Linked DNA regions of Homo sapiens: region 2 is linked to region 1. A link is a loop called in an ENCODE intact Hi-C map of the cell type or tissue named here. Cell type or tissue: natural killer cell. All regions are shown on one strand. Links, peaks and the distances in the headings refer to the core of each region. The heading gives the core; the rest is flanking DNA.

Region 1 (9,256 bases), core at 533-8,532:
CCCCAGAACCCTTTTATACCTTCTTGCTCTGTAAAAATATTCCCTCTCCTCAACGTGCTAGCACAAGAGTAAGGGGTCAGGTTAGGCTTAGGGATAGAATTTAGAAGGGGAGTGGGATTACCCATGGTGACATGTGTCTGGATGGGCCTCAATGGCTTCTATTTCCTTTGTACTCCTCAGTGAGAGGGAAAGGGAAATGGTTAACATGAGGACAGTTTCTCTGAATTCAGCTAAGTTAAGATAGTGGTATTATTCACACATTTAATGAAGCTTACTTGGTTCTTTAAGAATTACCGAGTTATCTTCTGAAGGTGTTTTAACACATGCAAATGTTTAAATCTGGTCTCTGATTTAAATTTTCTTCTGCACTTAACTCTACCCCACCCATACATCTTTCATAGGTAAAAACAGGGAAGGGCCAAAAAAGTTCTTAGTGTTAATATCTAATTCTAAGGAGGCCATGATGAATCACCTGTATGGATTATGAATGACACACCTTGGAAAAACTCTATCACCATGAAAGGCCTTAAAAAAGAATCCCTATCATGCAAACCTAAAGAACATGTTTCAAAAGGAGATATTTTTAGTATTTAAAGTAGTGGAAATTTCTTTTTTTTTTAGACTAAAACTAACTTTGGATAAGTCCATGTATAAAATTCTTTATGAGTATTTATAATATCATTTTGTTTATGAATAAAATATAATAATTAAAATATTCCATTTCCGGGTCTGTCCCAGAATCCTCCTTCATGCTGGTTCTGTCTCCTCAGTGGCTTAGAGCAGTGGTAACAAAGATGTTCAGCTTAATTTGGGTCCGTGTGTCTTCCTGTAACATCTTTCTATAGTGTGAAATGTGGGTTAAAAATAAGTCATCCCCTCCCACCCCCTGCTTTAGATTAAGATTCACAGTCTCATAGAACCTTCTGACCTCACATTGAGACTGGTCACTCAGTTAGTTTGTGAATTTTCCTGACTCTACTTCCTGCTCTTTTTTTGGGTAACCTATTGTTTTGGCATTTTATTTCTTTGTGCCTTTTCCAGAGGATCCAGAAAGAATGGAGAGACTTGAAACCCAACCCATCTGTGTTGCTGTTAGTTAATAGAGGTTGAAAAGATTTGGTAGGTCTGCAGTTTGAAATTATTGGCCATATAGTGACTTACAGTGTTTTTTTCACCATTGTTTTGTGGTTTATTTGAGAGTCTCTGTCCATTCTCCTTCTCCCTGTGAACATGGCTTCTGGTGGTGAGAGCCAGTTTGCATTCATTCTTTGATGTGAATGCTCTGATTCAGTAGCTCTCAACTTGTTTTCTGCTACAACACAGATGGCTTTCACATGCCTCACACCCTCACAGGGGGGTATCCAGGGTTATGCAAAATTGAAGCAAGCTACTTGTAATTCCACCCCTCTCTTCCCCATTCAGGATAGTCCAGGAGAAAGCAAACAAGAGAGTGGTTTTGTCACGTTGCTGTCAGTAGGCTCCACTTTAAAAAAAAACACAGGTTGTTACACACTTTGGTACTTGCCTCTTGTCTTGCTTTGTCACTTGCAGATGTAATTCTTTAAAATAATTTGTGTTTTAAATACTTAATAAAATGGCTAATCGCATAAGGAACACCCTTGTACTTATTTCGCAGTTTAAACATTTCATCACATTTTGCCAAACATAATACCCATCAACTCTTCTTAAAGGAAATGAAGAAATTAATGCCTTTATATTTTCTCCTATTTCTCCCTCAACTCCCCTGTTTTTTTCTCATATTCTTACTTTGTGCAGCCAAGTAATCATATTCATGATTCTCAGCTCTAACGTTCTTCAGAGCTTTCGGACCTTGCTCCTTTGTCTTCTCCATGAACCAGTGTGGAGAAGCATTAAAGTCATCTCAGGTTTCCCCCATTTCAACTCAATTTTGCTGTCTGCACAACTAGAGAATGTTCAAGTTCCAGAACCTAACCATCTTTTTAGCAATTATGCTTATCACTTTTCCCCAAAGCATGGTGCATCTTTTACATCTGAAGATTACTTTCTTTTTTAATTCCAAAAGTGATTCTCTTATTAAATCTTTAAACTTATGTGTTATGTAATAATTTGATACATATTGAATAATATTTATCATGTTTATGGAAACTATGAGGCATAATTATTTCAAAAGAATTCAAGAACTCATTGTTCAACGTAATAGTATCTACTGGTATCATTGGGTTAAAAAATTGTAAATATATTTTAATACCCGTGTATGTCTCCTCAACCTATAAACTCCTCACTTACCCCAGAAGTAACAGTTTTCCTGAATTTGGTATGTTTTATTTCTATATACATTTTCCTGCCTTTTCTACAAGCAAATGTGCTCATAAACAACATTTGGTATTGATTTGCACATTTTCAAAGTTAGTATAAATGGTACATGCTGTGCATAGTATTAGGCAGTCTGCTTTTACTACTCATTGTTATGTTGGCTGTGGATACATGTAGCTTTAGTGAAGGATCTGCTACATAGTTTTCCTTTTTATAACTCTATGCCATTTATTTACCCGTTTCTGCTGAATGTTTAAGTTTTCCCTAATTTTGTGCTATTCCCAACAGTTTGTGATGAATGTTCTTGGGTGTGTGAATAGGGAGAAGGTGCACAGAAATACTGGCTGCTGTAGGGGATGTGTCCTGGAGTGGGATTGCAGAACTACAGAACATGACTCAGGCTCAGCCTCAGCCTCACTGGACAGTGTAAATTACTCTCCACAGTAGTTGCGTCAGTTTCCCCTCCCACCAGCCATATGAGAATTTCCTTTTCTTCATATCTTTGGGAATTCTTGGTATTGCTAGAATTTTTACTTTTTCCAATCTTATGGGTGTGAAGTGATATCTTACTGTTTATTTTTATTTCTTTTGTTGATACCTGGTTCATATCTTTTACTCATTTTTCTGCAGGACTGTTTGTTGTTATCTTTTGACATAACTGCTATCTATATAGTGATCTTTTGTCATTTATATTTGTTATAAATACTAATCTGTGACTTGTCTTTTTACTTTGTCTCCAGTGTCTTTGTTGAAAAGAAGTTTTAAATTCTAATATGGACTGATATATCAGTCTTTTATGGTTTGTACTTTTTAGGTCTGCTTGAAAGTATCTTTCCAACCAAAATGTATCTAATATATTCTTCAAAAATTTTAGGTTTTTGAAAATATTTAGTTCTTTAATTCATCTGGTATAGTTTTTACTTCCCAATGGATAATTAGTTATCTCAGAACAGCTTATCCTTTCCCCGTTGAAGTGTAATGTTCCTCTGTCATATAGTATGATTCTAAATAGACATATTTTTTATGTACACATTATCATTTGTCTCTTTCTATGCTAATACCAACTGTTTTGATTACTGTAACATTATCACAAGTCTTTTTTTTTTAAGAGATGGGGTCTTGCTATGTTGGCCAGGCTGGTCTCAAACTCCTGGCCTCAAGCAGTCCTCCTGCCTTGGCCTCCCACAGTGCTGTGATTGCAAGTGTGAGCCACTGCCCCTGGTGGTATGTCTTTTCATCTAGCAGAACAAATCTTTCTACTTTTTTCTTTTTCAACATTGCCTTGGCTACTCTGTGACCTTTGATCTTCCTTAAACATTTGGGATTTTGATTTAAGTAATATTGAGTTCGTAGATTAATTGGGGAGCATTGCAGTCTTATGATTCTGAGTCTTGTCTTTGAACTAGGTCCATAGAGGCCTTAAATAAGATTTTTTATTAGGTCTGTTTCCAGGCATTTTTTTCGTTGTTGCTACTATAAATTGGATATTTTATTCTATTACATTTTATAATAGATTATCACAGGATTTAGGACAATTATTCATTTTTTAGATTGATGTTGAAACCACCAACCATATCGAACTCCCATATTTTAATAGTTTTTCCAAGATTCTTTTGAATATTTTATGTATAGTCAACATCTACAGATAAGGTAACTTTTGTCTCTTTCATTAAGTTCTTTTTTTTCAGCCCTTTTAAATGCATGAACATTCAATTCTTATATATCCATTTTCTATTTCTTGAATTATTGCATTGCCTAGGACCAATGCAATGTGAATAGAAGATGTAGTGGTTATTCCTGTCTTGTGCCTGACTTTAATGGAAATAATTTTAAAGCCTTACTATTAAGAGCAATGTCTGCGTCAGGCTTTGATACATAACACATTTTAGATGAAAAATGTTTCCTACTGGTCTACTTTGCAACTATGTTGTCTTGAAAATGAGTGTTAAACTTTACTGAAGTGTTTTTTTTATAGTTGCCTTTTTTTTTTTTTTTTTTTTTTGAGTCAGGGTCTTACTGTGTTACCCAGACTGGTCTCAAACCTTTGGCCTCAAGTGATCCTCCTGCTTTGGCCTCCCAAAGTTCTGGGATTACAGGAATGAGCCACCACACCTGGACTTGAAGACTTTTTAAGAGCATTTATTGAGATGATCGTATTTTATCCTTTAATATCTCAATACGGCATTTAGTAGATGTGTTGATCTTACAATTCCTGGGATAAACTCTGCTTTGCTTTGACAGTATAATTTAGCATTATTGAAACTTTTTATGAATGAGCTTTCTTTTTTTGTTGTTGTTGACTTTGTTACTAATCTCGTTAAATGATGGATCACCCCTTTAAAAGTATTCTGTAATAGTTTGTAATTATCCATTTTTTGAAGACTTCATAAAACTCTCTCGTGAAACTGCCTGGGCCTGTGGTTCTAGGGCGGAGGATGGAAATAAAGCTTTTTGATTATTTAAGATTATTATTATTTATATTACTGTTATAATATCATTATTATATTTATATTATTATAAGTTTCTTTAATGCTTATTGGTTTGTATACAATATAATGCTTTTGAGTCTGTTATTAATATTTTTCTAGAAAAAGTTATTTCATCTGTTTTTAGATATATTGACATAGAATTGAGTTATAGTTTTCTCTTTTAATTAAATAAAACTCTGTATTTAACATTATCCTCCTTTTTATCCAATATTGTTTATTTGTGCTAGACGTTTGCCTGCTTAGTTTTTCTGGTGAGCCAGAATTTGGTTTTGTTAATATTTGCTGTTTTTCTTATTTTCTGCTTAATTTCTACTTTCTTCCTTTTACCCTCTTGCTTTTTCCCTTCTTCCTCCTATCTCCCCCTGGCCCTACTCCCACTTTGTCTTTCTGTCTCCTCCTCTTTCTTTAGTTTACTCTATTTTAGGCTGAATTGATTTTGATTCCTTCTTCTGTCTTAGAAAGTACATATAATAGAGTTTGTGGAGTGATGGAGAGATGGCCATCAAGGGGTACAAAGTTTCAGTTAGGAGAAATAAGTTCTTGATGTGTTGTACCTCATGGTGACTATAGTTATTAATAATGTATATTTCAAAATTGTGAAGACTAAATTTCAAATGTCTCACCACAAAAAAAGACAAGTGAGATGATAGATATGTTAATTAGCTTGTTTAATCATTCCACATTTTTCCCATTTATCAAAACATCACATTGTACTGAATAAATACATACAATTTTTATTCATCGATTAAAAATAATGAAAATACGTATATGACTGTAAAATATATCTAAGAGTCACTTTAACTGCATGTTACAGGTTTTGAGATATAGTACTCTCAACATTATTAATTTCTAAGTATTTTGTGATTGTCATTGTCATTTTCTCCTTACTGTCTGATTTTTTTAAGATTGCATATTAAATTTCTCAAATACCTTTTGAGAATATTTTCTATTGTCAGTTTCTAATTTAACTGCCCACATTATGGCTAGAGGATGTGGTCTGTGTGATAACCATTGTTGGAAATTTGTTGAGACTTCCTTTCTGATCTGGTACATGGTCGGGGTTTTGTAAATGTTTAAAGTATAATTAAAAAGAATTCGTAGTCCAGATTTATTAAATGTAAGATTCTATTAAATAATCAGATAAGTTAATTTCACTATTTATTAATGTTTTTGCTTAAATATTTTGCCTGGTTTTTCAGCTTCTCACTATAGTAATAGATTCGTCACATTTTCCTTATATCTTGTCAGTTTTTGCTTTATGTATGTTGAAGCTGCACTGCTAAGTATAAACAAGTTCATGATTATTCTATCATCCTCATAGATTTTTCTATGTATATTGTTAGGTATCCATCTTTAGTAATTCTGATGGTTTTCCTTTAAGATTCTGTTTTGTCTGCTATTAATATTTCAGTATTAACATTTCTTCACCTGTTTTTCTTTTGGTTAAAATTTGTAAAACATTTACTTTTCAAGCCCTTTCTGTGCATTCTCTCTGATAAGTGGCAAATAGCTGGGTTTTTTTTTGTTGTTGTTATTATTTGGTTGATTTTTAATTTTGTTTCATTTTTGGTTAAATTTTTAAAGACATTTGCTTTTTCAGCCCTTTTTGTGCATCTTCTCTGGTAAGTAGCAAATAGCTGGGTTGTTTCTTGTTGTTGTTTGGTTGATTTTTTTTTTCTGCACCTATTCATTGGTTCCATTTATTGCAAATATTAATGTATTTGGACTTATTTCTACTACATTATATTTTTTGCTTGCCATTCTTTTTCTTTTTAAATTATTTTATTTTTGTAATTGATACACAGTGCTTATGCATGTGTCTGGGATACATGTGATATTTATTACGTGCATAGAATGTGTAATGATCAAGTCAGGGTATCCATCACCCGAGCATTGATCATTTCTACGTGTTGGCAACATTTCAGGTCTCCTAGCTAGCCCTTTATTTTGTGTCTTCTTTTTCCTATTCCTGTCTTCTGCTTAATTCATCATACACAGTAATTCTCTTCTTTTAGAGTTTGCTCATAATTCTTTTTACTACTAAAGTTATACTCAATGCAAGTAGCAGAAAACCCAATTAGAGAGTCACAAACAAATAGGAGTTATTTTTCTTGCACGAAACAAAACCTAGAGGTGGACCTACCATCAGGGACCCAGGTTTTTCTATCTTTTGCTTTATCATCCCATAACTTGGGGGCTTTTCCTCATTCTTATAGCTTTATGGCTGCAGGCTGGCAGCTGCACTTCCTCACATCCATGTACTACTAGGCAGGAGGGAATTGGGAAAGGCCAAATGGACAAAAAAAAAAGGCGTGCTCACTGAGGAGTTTTCTTTTTGTCAGAAAAGCAAAGACTTCTGGGAGTAGCACCCAAGGGGCTTTTGTTGTTGGCTAGAACTGTGCCAGGTAGCCTTCTATAGCTGGAAGGAAGCCAGGAAGAAATTAAGAATGGGGCTTGGGGTCATATCATCTACAGTATCTCTCATGGATTTCATTCTAACATTTTTCAGCAAATTCTAAAGTCATTCAGTATTTCTATCCTTTTTCCATATGTGACCTAGACTTAGCACATTTTGTTTAAACATTGAACAACTTTCACAGTGTTTTCTTAATATAAAATGAATTGGTTATTAATATTTTTTCAATCAGAAGTTAAGTGTATGTATCTATGTGTGTGTGTTTCTTTTCTTTTTTGTTTTTAATCAGTATCTGGCGTCACTATTGTTTCAGGTATCCCATGCATTTTCTCCCAGTGATAAACATTTAATAGTTCTTTTAATGAGGGACTGTGGGAGTCTGTCCCTCATTGATTGATTGATACTTAGTTTTTCAATGTCAGAAATTACTTTGCATTGAATCTTGGATGGCAGTTTATTTTACATGAGTATGAAATTTTAGGTCAACAGATATTTTCTGTGAATATTTTGAAGGCACTCTTCCATTTTCTGTAGATGAGACATCTGCCATTAGATTTTGTGATAACTTTTAAATTTTACAACTTTAAAAAAATCCCTGATACTTTATGCTTTCACTATAGTGTCTAGATGTGGATTTATCTTTTTTGCTTTGTACTCAAAGGTGTTTTCATCTGAGGAATCATTTCCTCAATTTTGGCAGTCTCTAGTATACCCTCTTCAAATATGGTTTTCTACTATTCTCTTTGCTTTCTTTTTTCGGAAACTTTATTTCTGCCCTATTACTTGTGTTTATCATTTTTTCATATCGGTTTCCTATCAGCATTATCTCTTTCTGTATTATAATTTCTTACTCATTTTAATGAAATGATGTTTTTATTTCTTTAAACTTCTTAAATGTACTTGTTTAGAATTCAAATAGACTGTTCCAGAAATTATTTTTCTGGTTATTGACTTTGTTGGTCACTTTTCTTAATATTAGAATTCTTCATATACTTTGGAATTTTGGTTTGGAGGCTCATTTTGAGTAGGCTGCTGCTTCTTCCTTTAAAAAAATTTTTTTTGGTGTTAATTTTTCCTCTGTTGCCCTTTGTATGCAATCCTTCCACCAATCTTGCTTTTTCTAAAAAATGGCCTCTTCTCACTGAGAACCAGCTTTCTCTTCTCTCTACTCCTTCACCATGGAGTCTAGAGCCAAGTCATAGAGCATATTATCAGTTCCATGACTCACTTTTTTTCATGTTTTAAAATCTTTCAGATTGGGATACATCTATAATTCATGGATATATCATTTTAACTGGCAATATTTTTTCTTAGTGGTACATAGCAATATTCTTCCTTAACAATTATTGGCATCCTAGATTTGATGACATAGGTAATATAATTTCAGATCATCTGTCTTGCAGTGAATTAGATATTGTTAATCTATTAGCTGAGCCAGTGGGCAGCTCTGTTCAGTTCCTGAGGCTGTGTTTGTGTTTTCCTGCCTCCCTGTGTTTACAGCTTCCTATCATGCCAGTGCCCTAGGTCAATCTGTTAGCAGAAGTTTTCCTCTGGCGAGTCCTTCTCCATCCCACCCAGTGTGGCCTCAGGGGTTATCTCTCCCATTACTCTGCAGAATGGAACTTCCCACTGCCCCTGCCAGGTCTGTGGTATCTACCCTGCCTCCTGTGCCCCTGCCAGTTCTGTGGTATCTACCCTGCCTCCTGCTTATTTCAGGTCCATTTCTGTCTCATGAAATGGTTATCTCAGTTTTGAAGTGTCTTAACACTGTAATATTTTGTGGATGGTTTTAAGGAAATTGATCATTGCCATAGGGATGCTTCAAAATAAGCACTTAACTGTATCATCTTGATGGGAGGTTCTTTGGTGCTTGTAGCAATTTCTTTTTTCTTTTCTTTTCTTTTTTTTTTTTTGTGGTGACGGAGTTTACAACTGGTGATTATACCTGACACTCTATTGTAATTGAGTCTATTGTCCCTTATTCTCAAGATTCAGATTTTTAATATCCATATTAAAATTCTTTTTGAAAATCCTCTAATTTTTAAAAATTTCCTGC
Region 2 (9,256 bases), core at 489-8,488, 47 kb before region 1:
AGAATAATCTAGAGGGTCATTGACTTTCTTTATTAGAGTTTATCTCTGCTTTGTATTTAAATGACAGGACAACCATGTGATATTGTTTAATCTACTTCCATTCCCTTCCCAAATTAATTTTTTAAAGCTCTTAGGATCTTTCTCACTCCACTAAAAACACACATGTAATCATATTTTTGGTAGGTCATACCCTATCAAAGTCTCCTCTTTGTTAAAGAATGCTTGTTTTCAGGCCTGAGAGAGTGGACTCAAGAATGCACAATAGAAGATGAGGCATCATTTGTAAGTTATAATATACTCTAACTTAGCATACTTATGTAAATTATATACTTTCAGATATTTGGAAAATTGATCTTTTTGGGTTGTCCTACACTTCTTAAAAACAGGCAACAAAATAAAAATGCCACTGAATTTAGACTTGAATTGCCAGCTCTGGTAGCAAAGGCTTTTTAACATTTATTCTGTAAACCTGGTCACTGAGCTTGTTGCATCCTGCTGAAAGCAACTTTGAGGGCCTAGGAAAATAATCATTGAAGATGCATTGTTGCTTTTTGTGTGCGTGTGTGCACACTTGCTTTTTAATGATCAGTAAAAAAAATTTAGAAAAGCCTCAGGATGTTCCTTGATTTAAAACTTAATTAAGATAGAAGCTAATAATATCTTTTCCATTTAAATGAATGTTAAAATGCCAGTATTTTAAAGACAAAGAAATTTATGCACCAAAAACATCATCTTTGTGGTATAAACTTCAACCACACCTCTAATCTGTTGCCCATTATTTTCAATATGAAACACTAGGATCTTCTGGGTATGTGTTTATATGAATTACAACTCTCAGCTTTGGCTGTATGATTATATATAACTGAAGTATTATTTATTTGGTGAAATAGGTCCAGAGTGCTTGACCTCTTTTTTGGAAGGCTTACTGTGGAATTTGGAATTTAGGGACAGTAAAGATACGTTGGATAAATAGGTATAAATCTAAAAAAAAACAAAAACAAAAACAAAAAACCACATTCTGATTTAGTAACATCAATGGACCCAAGTCAGCAAACTTTTAATGCATAACAGTGCCACACCCCAAATATTAAAGAGGAGATGAATGGACCCTGTCCCTGGGAATCTTATAGTCAGGGAGAGGACCAGAGTTAGTTATAATTCAGTGGGCTAAGCGTGAGAGTAGAGGTGGTTCAGGTGTGTCCCAGAGAAGGAGCAATTCACTTGGTTCATAGAAGGCTCCAAGAAACAGGTGGCATCTGAGTTGGGTCTCAGAGGATAACTCAACTCGCTTTAGGAGAGGACATTCCACAGTGCGGCATGCATGGGTGAAGGCAGGGAGAGCTGGAGCTGCATGTTCAAGGACATGTGCCAGGAGTTGGTTATGTGGTGGCATTACAGGTGTGAAGTTGCCTGTGCCATAAGATGGAGGTTTGGGCAGGGGCACTGATATTGTTCGGATTTGTGTTCCTGAGCAAATCTCATGTTGAATTGTAACCCCCAGTGTTGGAGGAGGGGCCTGGTTGAAGGTGATTGTTCATGGGGGCAGATTTCCCACTTGCTGTTCTCAGGATAGTGAGTTCTCTCAAGCTCTGGTTGTTTAAAAGTGTATAGTACCTCTCTCTTCTCTCTCTTCCTCCTGCTCCAGTCATGTAGGATGTGCCTGCCTCCTTTTGCCTTCCACCATGATTGTAAGTCTCCTGAGGCCTCCCCAGCCATGCTTCCTGTAGAGCCTGGAGAACTGCGAGCCAGTTAAACCACTTTTCTTTATAAATTACCCAGTCTCAGGTAGTTCTTTATAGCATTGCAAGAACAGACTAATACAAGCATTGACAAAAGGGCTTCTGATGCTGTGGGAAATCCCAGTGAAGAGTTTTGAATAGGGGACTTATGCTCAGATACCTCTAATGTTGGGTTTGGGGATGGGGAAGTACAAGGATAGAGATTAGAGGTACTTTAAGAGGCTGTAGTTGTAGGGGTCTGGAGCTGCTGGCATCACCATGTGTTTTAGTCTGCCTGTGCTGCCATAACAAAATACCTTAGACTGAGTAATTTATAAACAATAGGAATTTATTGCTCACAGTTCTGGAGAATGGGACGTTTAAGATCAAGGCACCAGCAGATTCACTGTCTGGTGAGGGGTTTCTTTCTTTCTTTTTTTTTGAGCTGGAGTCTCGCTCTGTCACCCAGGCTGGATTGCAGTGGCACAATCTCAGCTCACTGCAACCTCTGCCTCCCGGGTTCAAGTGATTCTCCTGCCTCAGCCTCCTGAGTAGCTGGGATTACAGGTGTGTGCCACCATGCTCAGCTAATTTTTGTATTTTTAGTAGAGGTGGGGTTTCACCATGTTGTTCACGCTGGTCTCGAACTCCTGACCTCGTGATCCGCCCGCCTCAGCCTCCCAAAGTGCTGGGATTACAGACATGAGCCACCGCGCCTGGCCTGGACTTGCTTTCTGCTTCGAAGATGATACCTTCTTGCTGTACCCTCACATAAGGTAGAGAGGCTGGGGAGCTTGTTTGAGCCTTTTTTAAAATAAGGGCACTGGTCCCATTCATGAGGATGGAGCCCTCATTATTTATCACTTTCCAAAGTCCCCACCGTTAATACTATTACACTGGGCATTAGGTTCCAACATATAAATTTGGGGGGATACCAACATGTAGACCATAGCACCATGTTGTGATTTTTCCTTCTCGTGGGAGGCGGATGGGCCCATCCATGACTGTCATCTGTTCCATCCCAGATAACAGGCTGTGTGCATGTAGTAAGGGAAGAGAACATGTGTTCCCCACAGATTCTCCGTCAATTCTTCTGTGTTTAGATATCACAACTAATTGGGTTTTGTAAAAGAATAGTGAGGGACATGCCCCTCAGCTCCCAGAGGATATACAAGTCTCATGGTTGGATGTTGCACAGTGGTTGTCAAGGCCTAAATAACAGAAGGGATGAGAAGCTCTCCTTCCACCCCCTACTGCCTTGCCAGACCTGCAGAGACTTTGTTGGGAGGCAGGGGCACCTTACTCTGGGGACCACCTCTCCCCATTTTTCTGTTGGATTGCTTTTTCTTTTTTCTTTCTTTTTTTTTTTTTTTTTTTTTGAGATGGAGTTTTGCTCTTGTTGCCCAGGCTGGAGTGCAATGGCGCGATCTTGGCTCACTGCAAACTCCACCTCCTAGGTTCAAGCAATTCTCCTGCCTCAGCCTCCCTAGTAGCTGGGATTACAGGTGTGCACCAAGACGCCTGGCTAATTTTTTTAATTTTTAGTAGAGATGGAGTTTCACCATGTTGGCCATGCTGGTCTTGAACTCCTGACCTCATGATCCGCCCGCCTCAGCCTCCCAAAGTGCTGGGATTACAGATGTGAGCCACCATGCCCAGCCGATGAGATTGCCCTTTTTTTTTTTTTTTGAGATGGAGTCTCACTCTGTCACTCAGGCTGGAGTGCAGTGGCGTGATCTCGGCTCACTGCAACCTCCGCCTCCTGAGTTCAAGCGATTCTCCCGCCTCGGCCTCCTGAGTAGCTGGGACTACAGGCACATGCCACTAAGCCCGGCTAATTTTTTGTATTTTTAGTAGAAACAGGGTTTCACCATGTTAGCCAGGCTGGTCTTGAACTCCTGACCTCAGGTGATCTGCCCTACTTGGCCTCTGAAACTGCTGGGATTACAGCCATGAGCCACTGTGCCTGGCTGAGATTGCTTTTTTTTTTTTTTTTTTTTTTTTAACTCAGCCTATTTCCTTAAAATCCATCCAAGTTGCATGTATCAATAGTTTATTCCCTCTGCCTGAGTAATATGCCAGGGTATAAAGGTACTGCAGTTTGTTTAACCATTCACACGTTGAAGGATGTCTGGGTTGTTTCCAGTTTGTGGCTGTTAAGAATAAAGTTACTATGATGGCCGGATGCGGTGGCTCATACCTGTAATCCCAGCACTTTGGGAGGCTGAGGTGGGTGGATCACAAGGTCAGGAGTTCAAGCCCAGCCTGGCCATGATGGTGAAACCCCGTCTCTATTAAAAACATAAAAATTAGCCAGGTGTGGTGGCAGGCACCTGTAATCCCAGCTACTTGGGAGGCTGAGGCAAGAGAATCACTTGAACTCGGAGGGCAGAGGTTGCAGTGAGCCGAAATTGGGCCACTGCACTACAGCCTGGGCAACAGAGTGCGACTCTGTCTCAAAAAAAAAAAAAAAAAAAAAGTTACTATGAACATTTTTGAACAAGTTTTTACGTGAGCCTAAGTTCTCATTTCTCTGGGATAAATTCTGAGGAGAGCAATTTTTGGGTTGTTTAGATTGATAAGAAACTTCCAGTCACTTTTCCTGAGTGGCTGTACCACTTTTACAGTCCCACCAGTGATATATGAGAGATCTATTTTCTCTGCACCCTCACCAGCATTTGGTGTTATTGTTTTTTATTTGTCTTTCTGGTAGATATGTAGTGATATCTCATTGTGGTTTTATTTTACATTTTCCCATGGCTAATGATGTTGAATATCTTTTCATATGCTTTTTTACCATCTGTATATCCTTCTTGGTGAGATATCTGTTTGTCATTTGCCCATTTTCTGATTGGACTGTTGCTTTTTACTATTGAATTTTGAGACTATGTATTCTAGATAGAAATCCTTTGTTAGATATGGATTGCAAATATTTTTCTCCCAGTTTTCTTAGAAAAGTTTTAATTTCAATATGGCCAAAGCTGTCATTCTTTTTCTTTATGGTTTACATTTTCTCTGTCTAGTTAAAAAACTCCTTTATGATTTTGAGTTCATAAAAATATCCTCTGAAAGGTTTTAGTTTCACACCTTTGAGTTTTTAACCCATCTGTAATTGATTTTTGAGTCTTGTATGAGATCGAGTCCAATTTAATTTTTTCTCAAATAGATATGAGCAGTTGTTTGACCACAGTTTATTGAATGAGTCATCTCTTCATTTCACACTAATTTCACAGTGCTGCTCCCAGCATGCATCAGTTTCATAAATGCATGCATTGGTTTCTGGTGTGTGGAGTCTGCCCCCTCTGCCTGTTTGTCTGCCCGTTTGCCAGTACGTTAGTTTTTTTACCTTGCATTGTAGCAGTTTTGCAAGCCCCATCTTTTGTTTTTTTCTTCCTTTTCTAGAAGTGTCTTGATCTTTTTTAGTCTTTCTCAGTTTCCCTGTTCAAGTTTGTGTTTGGAGTTGCATTAAATTAGTAGATCAGTCAGAGGATGTCTCGTATATATTTTTTTCATTTTATTCCTAGATACTTTTTATTTGTGGGATGCTAGTTTAAATGATATTTTAAGTTCTACATTTTCTACTTGTTGCAAAGAAGTTGTTTCTACTGGTTCATCATTAAGCATTTTGTTACATTTTTGTAGATGCTTTTTTTAGATTAAGAAATTCCTTTGTATTCATAGATTTCTAATGTTACCTTTTTATTTTTTTCTGCTTCTACTGAAATGTTTATGTGCCTTTTTTCTTCTTTAGTTTTTGTTTTTGTGTTTTGAGACAGGGTCTCTGTCACCCAGGCTGGAGTGCAGTGGCATAAACATGGCTCACTGCAGCCTTGAACTCCTGGGCTCAAGTGATCCTCCTGCCTCAGTTTCCCATGTAGCTGGGACCACAGGTGGGGGCTCCACACCTGGCTGATTTTTTTTTTTTTTTTTTTTTAGAGATAGGGTCTCACTTTGTTGCCTAGGCTGGTCTCGAACTCCTGGGCTCAAGCAGTCCTCCTGCCTCAGCCTCCCAAAGTCCTGAGATTACAGGTGTGAGCCACTGAACCCGGCCTCTACTTCAGTTTTTTAATGTGATGATTTCTGTAGTGTTTAGCTAACCTTGCACTCCTCAGATACCTCACTTGATTCTGATGTTTGTTTGTTTTTAAGTAGGTTTGCTAGATTAAAATTGCTTTTAGATTATTGCTTCTATGTTCACTCATAGAATTGACTGATTTTTCATTCTTTTACTGCCTTTGTCTGGTTTTGCTATCAGTACTCCATAAAATGAGCGGTGGGATGATTTCCTTCTTACTCTTTTCTCTGGAAGAATTTGTATACTGGCATTATTTGAACCCTGAACTACTGTTGATTTTTGGATTCTAGAGGTTTAGAAATGGAATAGACTATAGTGGTCAACCTTTCCAACTCCACTGTTTTTTTGAGGTGGGAAGAATTAAATGCTGAGGCTTAAATCCAAGGGACACTTTGCACTGTACCATGACCCGGTGATTTCATCATTATAGAAACCCTAATCCTGAAGTAGAGGTAATAGTCATTTTATTATGTAAAACAGATGGCTCAAAGCCTTCGCACACTGAAGTCCATGCAAATCCATGTAAGAGTGGCTTGGAAAACATCACATTAGCCTTAGTCTCTTAGTTTTCTAGGCCCATCTGATTAAGATTAAGAATGGAGTTAAGAAAGGGACTCAGGCACTCTGACAGCTCTGGGATCACCTGCGAGAGCAGGCAGACGACCCCGCTGGCCTACTGTTGAGCAGCTTTGAGTAGGAGCTAGCAGCTCACAGGGGCAGTGATGTGTTTATTGCTCAGTGTGATGATAACTTTAATTGGGAATATCAGATAAATATTCAATATATGGTATTTTTATGAACATTAATAAAGATTCAGTATATTTTTGGAAAATTTCCCTAAAAACAGAAAAAAAATAAAAAGGTTATATGCATAAGTGACTCAGCACCAATTATCTGGAACATTTTTTTCACCCAGCAGGCTTTTCTTGAGTACCCTCTAGTGTTAGGCATTGCTCTGAGGGCTGCTCACATATGAGTGTGTACTCCTTCCACCATGGATAAGTATGATTTTACCATATTTGGAACTTAGCAGATTGGCTCAGTTCATTTCAGATTTCAATTCACCGTTTAATTCATCCCCAGCACATGCCTAGTGCTGTCATAAACCAAAGAAAAGATGGTTTCTTTATCTGAAATGACTTTAGCAAATATGCAAGCTCAAGGTCTATGCAACCGACTTTCCAGATGTGTTATGGGCTTTATCTTGGTAGAATTCATTTATTTATATTTTGTCTATGAAGGGTGCCATATTATGTAGCATAGTGATAAATTAATTCAAACTTCATTTTCATTAACTATAGAGTTTCTTTCTTTCTTTGATTAACAGGAGAGGACCACTACACATGTAGCTTCATTTGAGGTCATACTCTGTGTTGGGAACTTGGACCTTGGCGTGAGGCAGAGGGAAGAAGGTCACACCTACCCTGACAGCCCAATTAGTCACTGACTTTGGCAATTCTACAGGTGACAGATGGTGCTAGTTTGCCCTCAGTGGACCTGACAAGACTCTATCTAGCGCTTGGTTAGGCCATCAGCTGTGAGATGCTGGCCTGGTCCCATAAGTTCTCATTAGGGGAATAGATGGCAAGGCTGGGAGTAGAGGGTCTGTAAGATCTATTTTAGCCCTAAAATTGTGACTTTTTGAATTTCCAAACATTGTGGAAACAAGTGAAAAAGTTACATAACTTGAGGCAGAGTGTGTTATGATATTAAAAACAGACTAAAATATTCAGAATATAGATTTCATTCTTCCCAGGTAGCCTATTTTACATTGTCAGACCATATTATTTTATATAAAAAATACATGCTTTTCAGTTCCAGATCCCTAGAGATCATTTTTTTGATATTGGACTTTGATGATACTCTTTGAAAAATTCAGAATCTACATCGTAAATGTAGCTGTTCTTGTTTTATTGATAAAAGTAAAAAAAAAAACCCACAAAAACAAAACCTTATTGTGAGTTGAAAATGTGAAAATGTAACTGTATTAGTAATATTAGCCATCACAGTAACCTCACTGTAATATGGCTCATTTATGATCTATCCAAGGCAGATATGATGTGAAAGCCTTGCCTTGGCCTTCCACGTGGTCTATCTGTCCTTCAGGAAAAAAAGTACATATGGGAAAACTGGTGTGTAATTAAAAAATAATTGGATCACACATTTTTTTTACCTGTGATGGTTACTTATTGACAAAACTGTCCCCTTTTTCCTGGTTCCATGTCTAGCTGATGCACTTGAGTATTCTTTTTAAGTACCCTCATTTAGGGACTTCCTTAATTCTTAGCAAGATTATTCAAGCCTGATTTAATGTATTTAAGGTGACTGATTTTATGTTTATTAGACAAAAATAATGTAATTTTAAAAAATTCATATAAAGTTTTCAGGACAACCTTTATATACATTGTTTTTAAACATGTGCCTGATTTCCCAGGAACTTACTTTTTTTCCACTTACACTTGCGTCTAAATGGGCTTGCTAAGATAAACTTCATTAAATATTTTTCTAAGTCATGTGCATTATGTTATTTAGAGAATGGAAATGAATACTTAACATGACTTAGGGTTTGGATAAAGATATTTTTGTCCATTTAAAAAATTAGGATCTCATCACATAGGAGGCAAACATTAAAACATTAAAAATTAAAACCAAAGGGTACCAATTTCTAAAAAATCACTGTTGACTGAGTAATAATAATTATCAATACTCATCGAAGGCCTAGTGGTTTTTTTGTTTGTTTTGAGACGGAGTCTCGCTCTGTCGCCCAGGCTGGAGGACAATGGTGCGATCTCGGCTCACTGCAAGCTCCGCCTCCCGGGTTCACGCCATTCTCCTGCCTCAGCCTCCTGAGTAGCTGGGACTACAGGCGCCCGCCACTACGCCCGGGTAATTTTTTTGGGTTTTTAGTAGAGACGGGGTTTCACCGTGTTAGCCAGGATGGTCTCGATCTCCTGACCTCTTGATCCGCCTGCCTCGGCCTCCCAAAGTGCTGGGATTACAGGCGTGAGCCACCGTGCCCGGCAGGCCTAGTGTTTTTGTATGTCATTTTATTTAGTCCTTTCAATAATTTTGAGTTAGGTATTATTACTCTTATTTTAGAAATAAAATATTCAGGATACAGAAATAAGTGCCCTTCTTATTTATTTTTTTGAGACAGAGTATCACTCTGTCACCCAGGCTGGAGTGCAGTAGCGTAATCTCGGCTCACTGCAATTTGCGCCTGCCAGGTTCAGGCGATTCTCCTGCCTCAGCCTTGCGAGTAGCTGGGATTACAGGCGCCCACCACCATGCCTGCCTAACTTTTGTATTTTTAGTAGAGATGGGGTTTCACCATGTTGGCCAGGCTGGTCTCGAACTTTGACCCCAAGTGATCCACGTGCGTTGGCCTCCCAAAGTGTTGGGATTACAGGTGTGAACCACCGCGCCTGGCCGTGTTTTTCTTGTTTAAAAAAAGGCTCTCAAA

The links. Hi-C counts contacts between places; a loop is a spot of excess contacts. Peaks named below come from ENCODE experiments on the same cell type or tissue, not always from the same donor. Only the 100,000 strongest peaks of a DNase experiment are listed, where the experiment ranks them.
Region 2: it touches region 1 in a loop (2.2-fold over the local background); 12 of 110 quality-filtered maps call a loop at or near these places.

The regions. Positions count from the first base shown.
Region 1 is chr20:10,489,585-10,498,840 of GRCh38, forward strand. The region is part of intron 2 of SLX4IP (SLX4 interacting protein); the gene reads left to right. Among named protein-coding and RNA genes, the nearest start is that of SLX4IP, 59 kb to the left of the region's middle. In natural killer cell, for the core only: no CTCF peak of the experiment used is centred there; no DNase peak of the experiment used is centred there; H3K27ac peaks cover 734 bases.
Region 2 is chr20:10,442,236-10,451,491 of GRCh38, forward strand. All of the region lies in intron 1 of SLX4IP (SLX4 interacting protein), which reads left to right. Among named protein-coding and RNA genes, the nearest start is that of SLX4IP, 12 kb to the left of the region's middle. In natural killer cell, for the core only: no CTCF peak of the experiment used is centred there; a DNase peak (open chromatin) is centred at 4,986; H3K4me3 peaks cover 327 bases.